Linked DNA regions of Homo sapiens: region 1 is linked to region 2. Evidence: chromatin loops called from intact Hi-C (ENCODE). Cell type or tissue: mammary epithelial cell. All regions are shown on one strand. Each heading gives the region's core, and the rest is flanking DNA. Links, peaks and the distances in the headings are about the cores only. Region 1 overlaps SRARP (steroid receptor associated and regulated protein). Region 2 has its middle 24 kb from the start of ARHGEF19.

What was found. Peaks named below come from ENCODE experiments on the same cell type or tissue, not always from the same donor. Only the 100,000 strongest peaks of a DNase experiment are listed, where the experiment ranks them.
Region 1: it touches region 2 in a loop (4-fold over the local background); 25 of 110 quality-filtered maps call a loop at or near these places.

Annotation. Positions count from the first base shown.
Region 1 is chr1:16,004,299-16,013,128 of GRCh38, forward strand. SRARP (steroid receptor associated and regulated protein) reads left to right here. Exons shown (of 2, transcript NM_178840.4): 1 at 1-87; 2 at 1,621-4,509. The coding sequence starts at 6. The coding sequence ends at 2,048. Among named protein-coding and RNA genes, the nearest start is that of SRARP, 4.5 kb to the left of the region's middle. RefSeq lists an enhancer at 1-623 and a silencer at 8,591-8,800. In mammary epithelial cell, for the core only: CTCF peaks have their summits at 2,955 (motif pointing left) and 4,886 (motif pointing right); a DNase peak (open chromatin) is centred at 2,993; H3K4me3 peaks cover 8 bases.
Region 2 is chr1:16,184,324-16,193,153 of GRCh38, forward strand. No RefSeq gene overlaps it. Among named protein-coding and RNA genes, the nearest start is that of ARHGEF19, 24 kb to the right of the region's middle. RefSeq lists enhancers at 1-468, 469-968. In mammary epithelial cell, for the core only: CTCF peaks have their summits at 718 and 3,606 (motif pointing left); DNase peaks (open chromatin) are centred at 3,728 and 4,858; H3K27ac peaks cover 1,447 bases.

The DNA of each region.
Region 1 (8,830 bases), core at 378-8,377, 180 kb before region 2:
GCCGCATGGCCCCGTCAGAAGACCCCAGGGACTGGAGAGCCAACCTCAAAGGCACCATCCGTGAGACAGGCCTGGAGACCAGCTCCGGTAAGAGGCGGCAAAGGGACCCCAGCCCCACAGAAACACCAGCTGGGGGCCAGGTGCGGTGCCTCATGCCTGTAATCCCAGCACTTTGGGAGGCCGAAGCGGGCAGATCATGAGGTCAGGAGTTCGAGACCAGCTTGGCCAACATAGTGAAACCCCATATCTGCTAAAAATACAAAAAATTAGCTGGGTGTGGTGGCGGGTGCCTATAATCCCAGCTACTCAGGAGGTTGAGGCAGGAGAATCGCTTGAACCCAGGAGGCGGAGGTTGCAGTGAGCTGAGATCGCACCACTGCACTCCAGCCTGAGCAACAGTGTGAGACTCCATCTCAAAAAAAAAAAAAAAAAAAAAAAAGCAAGACCAGCTGGGGGTGGGTGGGGGTCTGATGGCAAACATGCTACCTCCCTTGGGTTGCTGGGATTCTCCAGCCAAGGGCGGGCTCGTTTTATTTCCTGTGCTAGCCAACCTACTAGAACATAAGCTTCCTTCTGAGCCCACGTCGTGTTTCACAGCACGTAGCTAAGAGAATGGATGTGTATGTTATTTGGGTAACTCAAAAAGTTACCTTTTTAAGAGCACAGGCTTTGGATTCAGATACAATTGCTCAGACACCTGCTTCATTGATAAGTCTATTGGCTGGTTTGTCCATCCCTCTACCCTGTGCTGGGCTCTGAGCGGGGGGATTGCCAGGGCAAATGCCACCAGGTACTGATGGGATTCTCTGAGGCTGTGGACAAGATTATCTGGGGAGGGGGAGAGTAGCAAGATGCTCCCTGAGACCCACCAACACTTGTGCAGGCTGAGCCTCAGTTTCCTCACCTGGAAAGATGGCCAGGGCTTTCCTCTCTGGGGTTGAGGACTGTGCTTTTCATAATATGGTCCATGGACCAGCAGAATTGGCATCCCCTGGGGACTTGTTAGAAACGCGAGTCTCAGGCCCCACCCCAGCCCCACTGCACCAGACTCTGCATTTTAACAAGCTCCCCAGGCAGCTCATGGGAACAGCAAAGTTGGGAGGCACTGACATGTTGGACTCTGTGTTCCTGGAAGGCAGATGGATGGATGGTAAGTGGAGACTTGAACTCAGGTCTCTCTGATGCTGAAGTCCATACACTTAAACCCTGACTGTCCTCCTCTGTTGGTGTATCAACCAATCCAGTTGAACCCTATCGAATGAATAAACAAATGAATTCAGGAAACCATGTCCCAGTCGGGTGCAGTGGCTCACGCCTGCAATTCCAGTACTGATTGGGCTGAGGCAGAAGGATTTCTTGAGTCCAGGAGTTTGAGACCAGCCTGGGCAACATAGGGAAACCTCATCTCTACAAAAAATTTTAAAATTCACCAGGCATGGTGGCATGAGCCTGTAGTCCCAGCTACTTAGGGGGCTGAGATGGGAGGATTGGTTGAGCCCCCTGAGGCTGAGGCTGCAGTGAGCCATGACCTCCAGCCTGGGCGACAGAGTGAGACCCTGTCTCAGGGGAAAAGAAAAGTCCCCTGCTTGTGCTAACTTTTGGTCTTTTCCTCTCTTCTAGGTGGGAAGCTGGCTGGCCATCAGAAGACCGTCCCCACGGCTCACCTGACTTTTGTTATTGACTGCACCCACGGGAAGCAGCTCTCCCTGGCAGCAACCGCATCACCACCCCAAGCCCCCAGTCCCAATCGAGGGCTTGTCACCCCACCAATGAAGACCTACATCGTGTTCTGTGGGGAAAACTGGCCCCATCTGACTCGGGTGACCCCCATGGGTGGGGGATGCCTTGCCCAGGCCAGGGCCACCCTGCCGCTCTGCAGAGGGTCTGTGGCCTCAGCTTCCTTCCCAGTCAGCCCGCTCTGCCCCCAGGAGGTTCCCGAGGCTAAGGGGAAACCCGTGAAGGCTGCGCCTGTGAGGTCTTCAACTTGGGGAACAGTCAAGGACTCACTGAAAGCCCTCTCCTCTTGTGTCTGTGGGCAGGCCGATTAGCTGGAAGGGCCGGGCTCTGATGCCCAGAGGCTGCAATTCCCAGGGCCTGGCCCTGCTTCCCCAGCTAAGCAGGAGTCTTTTGTGCTTGAGCCAAGGAAACATCATTAGATCCGCTAAGGGGCATCTGAAACATCCGTCGAGTGGCAGAGGCAGGATAAGTCACCTGCACATGAAGAGACTCATTCATTCATACAGCAAATATTACTGGTACATCTTCCACATGCCAGGCCCTGCAAAGTGCTGGGGAGATACCATGGTTTTCCTGGAGCTGGTATTTTTGGGGTGGAGGGAACCCACCCTGAATAAATAAAGTAACCCAATAAATAAAGAAGATGATTTTGAACAGCGATGAATGCTCTGCAGGAACTGAAACAGGATGCTAGAGGGAGAGTGATTGGGGTGAAGACCTTTCCTGATGCAGTGCTTGGTAAGGGCCTCTCTGCGCAGGCAACAAAGTGTGATCTAAAAGATGAGAAGGGGCCAGCCCTGAGAAAATCCACCCTCCCCAGGGCCACCTGCTGTCATCTTACCCCAGGGCAGGCCAGAGCAGTGGTCAGAATGCCCCAGCATGACGGGGAGGGGCAACGGGTTTCTTGCTGCCATCTTGGCTCAGAGGCGAGTGTGTAGGTCACTGCAAAGGCAGGGGATACCACGTGGGGAGACTCGAGGGCCATGCCAGTTGGGGCTGGGAGGCTCAGGGAAGTTGGCTCCAGGAGACTCCATCCCATAAGGCAGCCCAGGTGGGACCTGGGGATCTGAGATGGGAAATAAGGGGATCTGGCTTCTCAAAAGGGAGGGAGGTACTCAAAAATAGAGTATCATGTTTGAACGAATGAAAACAAGACATGTTATTTATTGAGCATCTACTGCATACCAGGCTCATGCTGCCCTCTAGGGATAGCAAAAAAAAAAAAAAAAGGTGGGGGGAGGAGGTTCACCCCTCAGGGCAATCGTGTTCCCTGAGCAGGAGGTGGAGTTACTGGTGTGGGTGTGAAGGTGTCTGTGAGTCTAAGGCATGCACAGCACTGTGAGAAACCCTAAAGCAACCTATTTAAGGAAGTCAGTCTCAAAGCTCCCAGATAAAAATCACTGGGTTTTTCTGTATTTATTTTAGAGACAGAGTCTCACTCTATCACCCAGGCTGGAGTGCAGTGGAACAATCACAGCTCACTGCAGCCTCAAACTCCTGGGCTCAAGTGATCCTCCTGCCTCAGCCTCCCGAGTAGCTGAGACTATAGGTGCACCACTACGCCCAGCTTGACTTCTTTTAGTAGAGAAGAGGTCTCACTGTGCTGCCCAGGCTGGTCTTGAACTCCTGGCCTCAAGCTATCCTCCCGCTTCAGCTTCCCTAAGTGCTTGGATTATAGGTGTGAGCCACCGTATCTGGTCATTAATTTATTCAATGACTATTTTACTAGGTTCCTACAAATACTAGCTGCTAACATTTAACATGTAATTGACCATTTACTCTGTGTCAGAGAAACAACATGGGCACTGTATTTGTGACCATTTTATAGATTAGAGAGCTGAGGCACAGAGAGGTTGAAGAATGGACTCAAAGTTCCATAGACTGGTACCATTGAGATTAGAACTCAGGCAAGTCTGGTGCCCATATTCTTGCTTGTAACTGTAAGGTATATACCCTCTCATCCTGGTAGCGTCTCTTCTAGGCAGAGGGGACACACAGAGGATAAATGTAACCCTGTCCTCAAGGAGCTCACAGCCAGGTGGGGGAGGCCAGAAAGAAAGCACACAATTGCCATAGCTTCTGAGAAGTGCAACAGTAAGGGCAACACAGAATGATGCTGGAGGACAACCAGCCCACTCTAGAGAGAGGAGATCAGGGAGGACTTCCTGCAGGAAGTGATGCCGAAAATGAGATCTGACCGGTGACTAAGCTATACAAAAGGGTGGGGTGGGGGAGCAAGTGGGGAGTGCTCTGGGCAGAAGGACCAGTCGTTCAGTCTGGCTAGGGTAATTGTCATTCATTCATTTATTCACCAAGTATTTATTGGGCATCCACTGAATGCCAGGCTTTGGGCTAAACCATGAGATGGAGCAATGAATAAGACAATGAGGCCCAGCCACAAAATAGTTTATCCTCTAGTTGGGGGAGACAGGCAATGCACACACACAAAACAAACAGATCAGAAAGGTGGCAGGAGGCCAGGCGCGGTGGCTCATGCCTGTAATCCCAGCACTTTGGGAGGCCAAGGAGGGGGAGGCGGGGGGAGATCACCTGAGGTCAGGAGTTCGAGACCAGCCTGGCCAACTTGGCGAAAACCCGTCTCTACTAAAAATATAAAAATTAGCTGGGCGTGGTGGTGGGCACCTATAATCCCAGCTACTTGGGAAGCTGAGGTGAGAGAATTGCTTGAACCTAGAAGGCAGAGGTTGCAGTGAGCCGAGATCTCGCCACTGCACTCCGGCCTGGGTGACAGAGCAAGAGCAAGACTGTCTCAAAAAAAAACCAAAAAAGTAAAAAGAAAAGAAAAGTGGCAGAAGCTGCATCAGGTGAGGCCTGGCAGGCTGCAACAAGACCTTTAGATCTTAGATCTTATTCCCAGATGGCAGCACTGGAAATTGTGAGCAGACAGCGTCATGGCCAGACGTACCTTTGGAAAGGATCCCTCCGGGCCTTCTGACTGCAGGGAGGAGGCACCGGAGGCTGAGTCTTAATCCTGAGAAAGGAGAGCAATGGTTTGGACTAGAGAGGAGGACGCAGTACAATCTGGTCGACATATGCCCATTCTACTCTCCTGAAGGCCCCAAGGACAAGGCTGCAGAGGGAGTTTGAGACCCTCAAGGAGAAAGGAGACCTGTGGCTGCACATCCGGCTTTTCACCAGCAGGTGTCGCCCTCTCATCAGACTAGAGGACACTGGGTCCAGGCCTGGACAGGGAAGGTGTGGACCTGCTGGGTCTGGGACTAAAGCCTTGGGGCCAGCCAACCAGTGGGTCTGTTTTTCAGAAGCCAGACTCATTCTAACCAATACTCCTTTCATCCAGAATAATGAATGTTTACTTTATGCCAGGCACCCAGCAAAGTGACATTTCAGAATTGAACCCTGGGGGGTCTTGGTGAGGATTCAGAGGAACCAGGCACTTATACCACTTATACTTGCTCCGTAAAGGGAGCTGTCATCATTACTATTGATGTCGTCAGTTACTATAGCTGTCGTCATTACGGGGCAATTGAATATACACCCCACACCCCATCAGTTCACCTGACCCCAGTCATGTGAGGTCGGCATGATTTCTCTTGCCATTTTACAGAGGAAACTGAGGCACAGAAAGGTCGAATACTTTGCCCAAGGTCACTAACTGGAAACCGGTAGAGCCCAAATCCAAACCTCAGGCAATGTGACTGCGCACTGCGCTTGCAGCCCCATACTGTGCTGTGAACACACTGGTCACAGCGGTTCAATAAGTGAGTGAAGAATGATCCAGCCTGGCACCCGGCAGCATGTGGGGAGTGTCCGGAGACTGAATGGGTGGTAGGGCCCTCGCTGAGATGGAGCACACAGGCGGAGTAGCCAGTGGGGACATGGGGAGATGACAGGTTCAGGAGGCGGATGTCGTGTGAGGGACTGTGGGACATGCCGGAGGGGATGTGGGCAGGTGGTGACCCATTCCCCATTGGAGCTCTGGTCAGAGGTTGAGGCTGGCAATGGGGCTGCATTGGTATATAGGTTGGTGATGAAGTTGCTCTGGGAAGGTGAGGTGTGAGACCAGGTCATCAGGCCTGTGAGAAACCAACTTACCTGTCCAAACCCAAAGAATGGGCTCAGAGGCACATAGAACAGTGGAAGAGAGACTTTTAATGATGGTCTTACGAGATCGGGTGTCTGGTGGGCAGGCACACCCAGCACAGTTACAACAAGCAATTTATCCCCTAGTGCGCAGGTCCCTCCCCTGGTTCCTCATAGGCTGAGTACTGTAGGATCACAATCTTCCTGGATGTCGCCTATTGGTTGTTGGGTAGGAGCTTTTAGGTGTTTTCTTTAGGATTTTCTTGTTGCATTTTGTTGCAGCCCACAATACATTGCAATCATAGCCAGCTTAGGGTTTTCTTAAGTATCTGACTTATGACCTAGGTAGTCAGGCAAGCTGATAAGAATAGACAAAGCGAGCTATTTTGCAGGCTAGTGAACTTTCATTCTAGACTCAACTTTTTTGGTTTGGGTGAGGGCAACTAAGCGGGCCCCGACAAGCAGGCGCCGGCTATCAAAGCAGGGGCCTAGTATATTCTGTTCTTCTGTAGTTTGCGGACTCAAACCTATTCAAGCCACTTTGTTTTGGAAATGGACCACTGTATACATTATTTCCTTTAGGCCCAAGGTGACAGAGGTGTGAAAAACTTGGAATATGCAAAAAAGATCACAAAACATATCCAATACCATCTACGCATCGTCTGATTCTCAAGGGGGTGAGCATTTTTCTTTGCCTTTGAGCTATTTTACAACTCTGTCTATTGTAAGTAGCCCGTAGGAATGCAACATACTTCTTGTCTACAGACAAGCAGATTCTGTCCTGTCCTGTTCAAGTCCAGTGGACTCTCCTTCCCAACTGTGGAAGAAGCCAGTGTTACCTCTGTGCACATTCATTTCAATATTCCCTGACCTACAGATATCATCTGTTCTTTGCCTCCTTCTTTGAACTGCTTGTGACATCTTACTGGTTCCTTCATTAACCATGAATTAAGTAAAATCATCAGTGAGAATGTAAAATGGTACAGCCACTTTGGGAAACAGTCTGGCAGTTCCTCAAACAAACATGGAGCTTTCAGAGGACCCAGCAATTCTGCTCCTAGATATATACTCAAGAGAAGTGAAAACATTCGTCCATGTGAAAATCTGCACAAATGGCCAGGCGTGCAGTGGCCGGTGTAATCCCAGCACTTTGGGAGGCCAAGGTGGGTGGATCACCTGAGGTCAGGAGTTCCAGACCAGCCTGGCCAACATGGTGAAACCCCGTCTCTACTAAAAATATAAAATTAGCCAGGCATGGTGGTGCACGCCTGTAATCCCATCTACTCAGGAGGCTAAGGCAGGAGAATCGCTTGAACCCAGGAGACGGAGGTTGTAGTGAGCCGAGATCGCGCCATTGCACTCCAGCCTGGGTGACAAGAGTGAAACTCTGTCTCAAAAAGAAAAAAAAGAAAATCTGCACGAGTGCACAGAGCAGCACTAGTCACCAAAACCAAAGGGTGGAACCAAACCCAAGCATCCATCAACTGATGAAAAGGTAAGCAAATTGTGACCTAGCCATGCAACAGAATATGTTTCAGCCTTAAAAAGGAAAAGATTATTGGTCCATGCTACAATATAGATGAATCTCGAAAACATTATGCGAGGTGAAAGATGTCAAATACAAAAGGTCACTTTTTTTTTCTTTTTCTTTTTTTTTTGAGACAGGTTCTCACTCTATTGCCCAGGCTGAAGTGTAGTGGCTCAAACATGGCTCACTGCAGCCTCAACCACCAGTGCTCAAGCAAGTCCTCCAGCCTCAACCCCCAAGTAGCTGGAACTACAGGCATGTGCTACCATACCCTGTTAATTTTTGCATTTTTTGTGGAGATGCAGTTTTGCCATGTTGTCCAGGCTGATTTCAAATAAATACTTTGTATTTATTGAGCTCAGGCAATCCACCCTCTTCAGCCTCCCAAAGTGCTGGGAATGCAGGAGTGAGCCACCACACCCGGTCATTTTTTATTTTATTTGAGTCAGGGTCTCACTGTGTCACCCAAGATAGAGTGCGGTGGTGCGATCACGGCTCGCTGAAGCCTCCATCTCCTGGACTCCAGCCATCCTCCCACTTCAGCCTCCCGACTAGCTGGGACCACAGGTGCACGTCACCATACCAGCTAATTTTCGTATTTTGTGTAGAGACGGGTTCTTGCCATGTTGCCCAGGCTGGTCTCTAAACCTTGGGCTCAAGAGATCCTCTCACCTCAGGCTCCTGAGCATGCGCTACTTCCATCTGACTTTGAAGACAGGGTTTGGGAAGGGGCTCTGAACATCTGCCTGGGCTCTTTGTGCTCTGGCTCTGGAGGGCTTCCTGGAGGAGGAGGCCTTTGGCCTCTGCTAGGCCTTCAAAGTGAGGAAACCTTCTAGGTCCTCTCTGCCCCTCCCAGTCTCTGGTACTACCTGACCTGGACTTTCTCACAGGTCTCCAGCCCCAGAGAGCTGCGTCTTTTCAATTTCCCCTACCTGCTGCCCAGGCCCACCCCCAAAGCTACAAGACGCGAGAGCCCCCTTTCCCTGTGGGGGCTGCCAGGGTGGGAGGAGGGAAGCTGCCTCAGCCCATTGGTGGTGGCGACTGATCCAGGTTGACCCAGCAGATGGCCTTCCAGAGCCATAGCAAGGATTCACATCCCAACCGTGCCACTTCCAGGCTGGGTGACCTTGGGCCAGTTGCCTGACCTCGCTGATCCTCCGTGTCCTTCTAGGCACACCGTTAATCATAGTACCTGCTTTGCAGGACTCTTGTGGGAATCAGCGGCGCGCCTGGCACACACTAGTTGCTCAATGAATGGGGCGGCTATAATTACTCTTCCGGGTGGGGGCGGGGCGCAGGGCCTGCAGCCAGGCCTATATTTAGCCTGGAAGGGGGTTGGGGGCGCTGGGAGACAAAGCGCCGCGGCCAGTCTGGGCGCCCAGGGGGCGGAGCCGGCGAAAGCCCCGCGGCCGACCCGCCCTCCCCTACCGCAGGGTCACCTTGGCCGGGCTGGCGGCCAAGGGCTCCTTCAGACCCGACGTGCCCCAGCGGCCCAGCGGCCGC
Region 2 (8,830 bases), core at 541-8,540:
AGAAGGAGAGGACAGCCAGAGAGGCAGAGCCAAGCGCCAGGCAGGAACAATGGTACAGGGCAGGTAACGGGAGCCCGGCCAGCTCTGGGACTCCTGGGCAGGCCCTGCTGGGCCCTGCGAGCAACAGGCTCACCCTGTGGAGCTGCCAGGGTGACAGCAGCCTCGATCTGCTGACTCAACGAGTGCATCGGCCTTTTCCTGGAAAACAGTAGACGCAGTGTGGGTGTCGGAGGGAGGCACCTGTTTGGGAAAAGGGTGTGTGGGAACCCTGTCCTGCCCTGCAGCTCCCCACAGCCAGTGTACAGGTACTTAGCTCCAGGTGCCCCCCGAACCTCCCACCACCTGCCCAGACCCCAGAAGCCACCGGATCCAGGAGTCCGAGCCAGCTGTGGGCTGAGTCCATGGTGCCACCAAGGCTCTGCATGACCAGTGCTGCCAGCCACCACCTCAGCCAAGCAGCACAGCCTCTCAGGGCATGTCCCCACTTGCTGTCTGCAGAGCCTTGTTTTGCCCCACCCTGAAGGGGCAGGTGTAGACGAGCATTGAGGCAGGTCTATGTGACACCACTTGCTGTCACTCTTCTTTGGGAGGTATCAGGGCCACTCTGCCACGGGGCACAGCTTAGGGCCTCCATGGAATCTGGTCTGAAGGATCCCGCTGCCCAGAGGGGGGTCAAGAATACGGAATGGGTTCAGGAGCACCCCCTGTCTTCAGGATCCAGTTGGGGGAGGTCCCAGCAGGGCCAGTCACAGACACTTGTCACACCCTGGAGGGGATAATAGGATCTGGGGCTCAGCCTCCACCAATTTCATCACCACACACCACACCCAGGCAAGGGAGAGCAGAGGCATCAGCAGGGCCTGGCTGAGGGGCTGAAGCCTGGTGGGGAAGCAGGGAGGGCCCCTGGGCCTCTCGGTCCTATCTCTTCCCAATCCAGGCCTCAGCGGACTCCAGGGCAGGGGTGCGGGAGCTGATTTCCAGGTGCAATATTCACTGTCACCATGGCCGCTTCCAGCACCCAGCCTGAATTTCCTAGTGCAATGCTGGGAAGAACTAGTCTTTTTCTTTTTTTTTCTTTTTTTCTTTTTTTTTTTTTTTGAGACAAACTCCTGCACTGTCGCCCAGACTGGAGTGCAGTGGCACGATCTCAGCTTGCTGCAACCTTCGACTCCCAGGTTCAAGCGATTCTCTTACCTCGGCCTCCCAAGTAGCTGGGATTACCAGTGCCCCACCACCACGCCTGGCTAATATTTTTTTTTTTTTTTTTTTTGAGACGGAGTCTTGCTCTGTCACTGAGGCTGGAGTGCAGTGGCGCGATCTCAGCTCACTGCAAGCTCCGCCTCCCGGGTTCACGCCATTTTCCTGCCTCAGCCTCCCAAGTAGCTGGGACTACAGGCGCCCGCCACCACGCCCGGCTAAGTTTTTGTATTTTTAGTAGAGACGGGGTTTCACTGTGGTCTCAATCTCCTGACCTCGTGATCCACCTGCCTCGGCCTCCCAAAGTGCTGGGATTACAGGCGTGAGCCACCGTGCCTGGCCAATTTTTTTGTATTTTTAGTAGAGATGGGGTTTCGCCATGTTGACTGTGGCTGGTCTCGAACTCCTGACCTTATGATCCCCCTGCCTTTGCCTCCCAAAGTGCTGGGATTACAGGTGTGAGCCACCGTGCCTGGCCTCTTTTTCTTTTTCTTTTGAGATAGGGTCTCACTCTGTCACTCAGGCTGGAGTACAGTGGAGTGATCATGGCTCACTGCAGCCTCTACCTCCCAAGCTCAAGTGATCCTCCCACCTCAGCCTCCTGAGTAGCTAGGATACAGGCACTCACCACCACACCTGGCTAATTAAAAAAAAATTTTTTTTTTTGAGACAGAGTCTCGCTCTGTCGCCCAGGCTGGGGGGCAATGGCGCGATCTCGGCTCACTGCAAGCTCCACCTCCTGGGTTCACGCCGTTCTCCCACCTCAGCCTCCTGAGTAGCTGGGACTACAGGCGCCCACCACCACGCCCAGCTAACTTTTTGTATTTTTAGTAGAGACAGAGTTTCACCTTGTTAGCCAGGATGGTCTTGATCTCCTGACCTCATGATCTGCCCGCCTCGGCCTGCCAAAGTGCTGGGATTACAGGCATGAGCCACCATACCCTGTCAAAAAAAATTTTTTTAGAGATGATGTCTCACTATGTTGCCCAGGCTAGTCTCAAACTCCTGAGCTCAAGTGATCCTTCTGCCTCAGCCTCCCAAAGTGCTGGGATGACAGGTGTGAGCCACTGTGCCCGGCCTGGGCAGAGCTCCTCCTGAGAGCCCGTCTGAGTGGGCTCGGGTACAGCACTGGCACATCCTCCGTGTCTTCACTTCCAGCCTCTCAAGCTGTTGTGAGAATCCTGGGGGCTGGGGAACATGCTTACACTTTGAGCTGGAATCGCTGCAGAGCTAGGGTCGGGGAAGTTGTGATAGTCAAGGGCTTCGGGGAGTAGGCCTAGGTCTGGTGGGTCTGGTTTCAAAGAAGCTCTGCCTTTTACTTGCTGTGTGACTTCAGGCAAGTCACTTCTCCTCTCTGAGCTTCCCTTTCCTTCTTAGTAAAGTTTGGCTGAGTTGAACAGAACCTGCTCCTAGCAGAGTTACAAGGATTAAAGGGCATAATTGGTGCCAATGGAGTGGTAAACAACACTCAGTGCACAGTGGCGGTGATTTTTATTGTCCCCTTATTCAGTCAAGAACTTGGCATATCCGGGGCAGTGGCTCACGCCTGTAATCCCAGCACTTTGGAATGCCGAGGTGGGTAGATCACCTGAGGTCAGGAGTACGAGACCAGCCTGGCCAACATGGCAAAAACCCATCTCTGCTAAAAATACAAAAATTAGCCTGGCATGGTGGTGCATGCCTGTAATCCCAGCTACTCAGGAGGCTGAGGAAAGAGAATCGCTTGAGCCTGGGAGGCGGAAGTTGCAGTGAGCTGAGATTGTGCCACTGCACTCCAGCCTGGGTGACAGAGCGAGACTCTTAAAAAAAAAAAAAAAAAAAGGGAGGCATGGGGGGCTAGGGAAGGGATAGCATTAGGAGAAATACCTAATGTAAATAGCGGGTTGATGGGTGCAGCAAACCACCATGGCACGTGTATACCTATGTAACAAACCTCCATGTTCAACACATGTATCCCAGAAATTAAAGTATAAAAAAAATTACACCAATATAAAGAATGGATACATTATGTGAGTTACTGTGCCATGTGATAATGAAGTTCAAATTGTAAATACAACCACTAACTATTTCTGTGATTCATATTTTTATATAAGAAAAATAAAAAGAAGAAGAAGAACTTGACATGAAGGACTGGGACATCATAGGACCAAGGGGGTGGTCTCTGGAGCCTCTGAGCATGTTTCAGACTTAGGAACCCTCACAGCTGAGGCCAGGACTGGCCATGTGCTCCTGTCTCCAGGGCTCTATGCCCTCCCTTCCCTCTACCCAGCCCACTGCCCCTGCCCCTACTCCCTACCCCTGCCCCACAGACACAGCCAAGCCTCAGGAGGACTCAACCCACAGGAATGTGGGCAATGAGCAGGCTGCGCTCGGAGGACCCCGCTATCCCAGCCCTGGGCTCTGCCGCCCTCTGGTGGCTGGGCTGGGAAGGATGCTGCTCCCATTACTGCCGTTGTAGAACCGCAATTGCCCTAAAAAAATAAAATGCTGTTGCTGCTACTCATGATGATGACGATGATGGCGATGACGATGATGATGATATTCATTGCTTTATGGTTTGCCAAGTACCTTCTCCGTCAATCATAGGCTGCACCAAACAGAGTGCAGGGTTCTGGACTGAAATCAGATGGGAATGTAAGTCCCTAGTCAAGTTCCAACTGATTATGTGACCTTGGGCAAGTCATGTCACTTCCTTGAGCCTCAGACTCCTCATCTGTGGAACGGGGTGACAAAAATAGGGTTGTTATAAGGATTAAAAGACCTAACACCTGGCCGGGCGTGGTGACTCATGCCTGTAACACCAGCACTTTGGGAGGCCGAGGTAGGAGGACTGCTTGAGCTCAGGAGTTTGAGACCAGCCCGGGCAAATGGTGAAACCCCACCTCCACTAAAAATACAAAAAATAGCCAAGCATGTTGGCACATGCCTGTAATTCCAGCTACTCAGGAGGCCGAGACTTGAGAATCGCTTGAACCCAGGAGGTGGAGATTGCAGTGAGCCTAGATCACACCACTGCACTCCAGCCTGGGCGACAGAATGAGACTCTGTCAAAAACAAAACAAACAACAACAACAACAACAAACCATCTATTGAACTAAATTGGCCTCCAAAATATACCCTTCTGGAATTTAGGTGGCTATTAAAAGACCTAACACCTGGCACTTGGGTTGGAGAGAATAACATGGCTGTCGTTATATACTAATCCTTGGCCAGTCTGTCCTGGGAGATCAACTCCCCTTTGCATAGGGCTTTTTCGAAGTCCTTTTCCAAGGCATCACCTTCTTGTAGCTGCATTATCATGCCCGTTTACCAGATGAGGAAACTGAGGCTCAGAGAGGGGAAGCAGCTTGCCTAGAGCATCGTGGCTTATAAGTTAAAGCAAGACTCAAGCCAGGTCCACCTGCCTCCAAACCCGGTGCTGGACTTTCCCACACCCTGCTTTGGAAACTCTAAGGAACCTTCCAATCCCCCAAATCCTATTGCCTCATTTAAGTAAAGCAGGCCTGGTTTCTGCCTCCTTCAGTGCCCCTCTTCTCCTCCCACACCCTTCCAGCAGCCGAAACGCTAGACCCAATAGCTTACCCCTTCCTCCTTCCTGACCAGCTCCCAACCCTCAGGGCAGCTCATGAGCCAAGAGCTTGAGAGTGGCTTCCAAAGGTCATCCTCTCCACCCCGCTGTGCCCCACCCAAGCAGATGACTGTTCATCCTGTTCTTCACGCTGCTCAGGGGAAGAAATTCCCCAGCTTCACTCCCTCCACTCGCCCAGGTGTCTGAGACAGTTCCCACAGTTGGCAAACTCTGCCTTAAGTCCCACCAGAGTCCCTCCTGCTACAACGTCAGCCCATTTATTTTAGTTCTTTCTCCCAGTAGCATCAGAAATACAATCTGGGGGGAGACAAACGCCGGGAGAGTGGGATCCTGGGAAGGGGAAGGCACACTTGGGGACAGGAAGTGAGAGCAAACCCAGGTTCAAATCCCGGTCAGGGTGACAAGAGTGGCCAAGCGAGGCCAGGCGCAGTGGTTCACACCTGTAATCTTAGCACTCTGGGAGGCTGAGGGGGGCAGATCACTTGAGGTCAGAAGTTCGAGACCAGCCTGACCAACATGGTGAAACTCCGTGTCTACTAAAAATATAAAACTTAGCTGGGCGCTGTGGTGGGCGCCTGTAATCCCAGCTACTCAGGAGGCTGAGGCAGGAGAATCGCTTGAACCCAGGAGGCAGAGGTTGCAGTGACCCAGAATGGTGCCACTGCACTCTAGTCTGGGCGACAGAGTGAGACTTCATCTAAAAAAAAAAAAAAAAAGAGCGGCCCAGTGGGTCTCCTGGTGTCCAGGGCAGTCTCAGCCCAGATGGGGCAGCCCCGCCCACAGCCCGAGGGCATCCAGACCCTCCACCCCACCATACTGGCACCAAGTAGCTCAAATGAGGGAAGAGAGCTGGGGTGGGACTTGGAAGCAGAGCGGGTCTGAGGGGCAATTATGAGCTCGGGCTCAGGGTTCATGCAGAGCCGGGCTCAGACCCAGCAACAAATATTCACTGAGCTGCTCCTGGGTTCCAGGCATGGCAGTTGGCAATGAGGCCACAGCACTGGGAAGACAGCCAGAGGCCCTTTCTTCATGGATTTCACGGTCCAGTGGGGGAGACAACAGAAAACAGGTCACCACATGGATCAACAAGGAATCCCAGAGTGGCCACTCGGCTCTGCACTGTCCCCCTCCTGTCACCTCCATTTCAGCTCTCAGGATGCAGCTTCAGTGGCACCACCTCCAGGAAGCCCACCCTGACTGCCAGTGAGGACAGGCTGCTCCCTTATTTGTGCCCCCACAGCCCCACAGTTTGCACTGTGTAAGCTTTCAGCTGAAATTTAACTCCCATGCAGAAAAGCACACAGATCTTAGGCGCCCAGCCTGATGGACTGGTCCCAAAGTGCACAGCCCTGTGGAAGCAACATCAGCAGTCCCTCCCTAAGCAGTCACTACTTCAGCTGCAGGCGCTCCCCACCCTGACCTCGATCCATCAATTAGTCTGCCTGGTTTTGTACTTTATGCAAATCAACTAATTTGTTTTGTTGTTGTTTTTTTTTTTTTTTGGCGTCTGGCTTCTCTCACGTTCAGTCTAGATTCGCCTATGCAGACACAGACAGTACTTGTAGTTGTAGACAGTTTAGTCTCGTGACTGTGTAGTGTTCCACTGTGTGAATATACCAGGATTTTCATTTTACTATTGATGAGCATTTGGGTAGTTTCTAGCATTTTGGCTATTAATGGATAATACTGCTAAAAACATGCTAATTCAGGTCTTTTTGGGCACATATGTACCCATTTCTGTTGGGTGTATACCCAAAGAAAGCAGTGGAATGTCTGGGTCATAGCATAGGCAAGTTCAGCTTTTGCAGATGCAGCCAAGCTGTTTTCCAAAGTAGCTGTGCCAATTCACACCCCACCAACAGTGTAGAATTCCTGCTGCCCCACATCCTGACAACACTCTGTGTGGGGCCCTGCACTTCACCTGTTTACTTGTCTGTCTCACCATTAGGGAGTGTCACCAAGGATGGGGATGCTGCTGATGTCCTTTGGTCCATAGGTGACACAATCAGAGAGGAGAATGAAGGGGATTGGAAAGATGGAAAGAGAGCTGGGCGTAGTAGTGTACGCCTGTAGTCCCAGCTACTCGGTAGGCTAGGACAAGAATCACTTGAACCCAGGAGGTGGAGGTTGCAGTGAACTGAGATCGTGCCACTGCGTTCCAGCCTGGGCGACAGAGCAAGAAAAAAGAAGGGAAGGAAGGGAGGGAGGGAGGGAGGAAGGAGAAGGAAGGAGAAGGAAGGAAGAAATGAAGGAAGGAAGAAGGAAGAAAGGAAGGAAGGAAGAAAGGAAGGAAGGAAAGAAGAAAGGAAGGGAGGGATGGAGGGAGGGAGGGAGGGAGGGAGGACATCAACAAAGAAGCAAGCCACACTGTCTGCCCCAGAGCTGAAGTGCCTGCTGGGCTGAAGCCAGGGCTCACTGGTTCTTATGAAACCTCAGTGTGCCCTGAAAATGAACAATCAAATAAGTTTCTTTCTCAACAGTTTCATTTCAGGACAAAATCTTCTAAACAATAGGCTCAGAGTTTGGGGACCAGGAGGAATGAGGAGGGGTAGCAGGGTCCCTACAGTCTCTGCAGAGCAGGATCGCTGCAGAGAAGGGCATGGGCACTGGGTGGGGAGGAGCTCCTGAAGGACTGGAGACTGGCTGGGCAGACAGCCTCAGGGGCCAAAACTCCCACCCCAGACGCCATCTCCAGGTCCTGTCCTGCAGATACCACCCCCCAGCTTCCTCCTCCTTCTGCGGCAAGCAGGAGCAGGGCCCTGGGTCCTTGGCCAAAGCCCTACCAGGGCAGGGCATGATGGGCAGAGGCAGGCACCACTGAGAGAGGGGCTCCCCTGAGATGCCTGGCCCAGATCTACCCCCTGGGCAGGTGGGCAGGGAGCAGGTGAGGAATGAGGGAAGTGGGCCAGGTGAGCAGCCCTGGCCTCCTTGCCTGAAGCACAGCCCCAAAGCCAGCCCCCTGGCCCCCAGCAGTCTAACCCAGACTCAGGTGTCAGCCAGATTCCAGATGTGCCAGGGCAGGCTGAATGCAGGAGAGCCTGTTTCCTCTGCTCTGCCAAGCTGCTGCCAAGTTGGGCGCTCTTCAGGCAGACTCAGCACTGGAAGAAACACACAGGCCCCTTGGTCTCTACTCAGTACAGGAATCCCATTCCCAGACTGCCTGAGTTCCTTCAATCCTCAGGGGACGGGGGCCTCCCCACCTCGCAAGGGCCCCCATGCTCTGGCTGTGCAGCTCTGACACAATAAAAGCCACCACTTCTCTTGACTAATTATGGGCCAGACACTGTGTCAACCACTTACATACTTCATTTCATGGTGGCTCCATGAGGCAGGAAACGTTATCACCGTCCCCATTTTGCAGATGGGGCTTGGAGCCTTAAAGAGGCTGTAAAGAGAGTTGGTGTCTTGCCTAAAAATCACATGGTGCGTATATACACACACGTATATATTATATATGTATACATACATTATATATGTAAGTATATATTATATATTAACATATATGTATACATGTGTATTTATGTATACATGTGTATTTATATATACATATATTTATATATGTGTATACATAGAGACACACATATATGTATATACATATAGACATATATGTGTATCTATATGTATACACATATATAAATATATGTATATATATGTGTGCGTGTGTGTGTGTATATATCTATCTATCTATCTATATATATATTTCCCACCTCTGTCTGATGAGAGGGCCTAGAAGCAGTGACGCCTCAGCAGCAATAAGCACACCCTGTCTCTAAAATAAAAGGATCAGACTCCTTGGAGAAATGGCTGATTCTAGCACTGAGGCAGGAAAAAATGCAAGGTGATTCCAGAGCATCTTGCTCTGGAATGCAGCGCAAGAAAGCAAGGAAATGCTCAAAAAACAGAAAGATGGGGGCATGTCAAACAGACACAGGAGCTCATCTGAAAGAGCTCCTAATGGCCAAAGCCGGAACCATCTGAAAAATAAAATAACAGTCTGGGCATGGTGCCTCATGCCTGTGATCCCAGCACTTTGGGGGGCAGAGG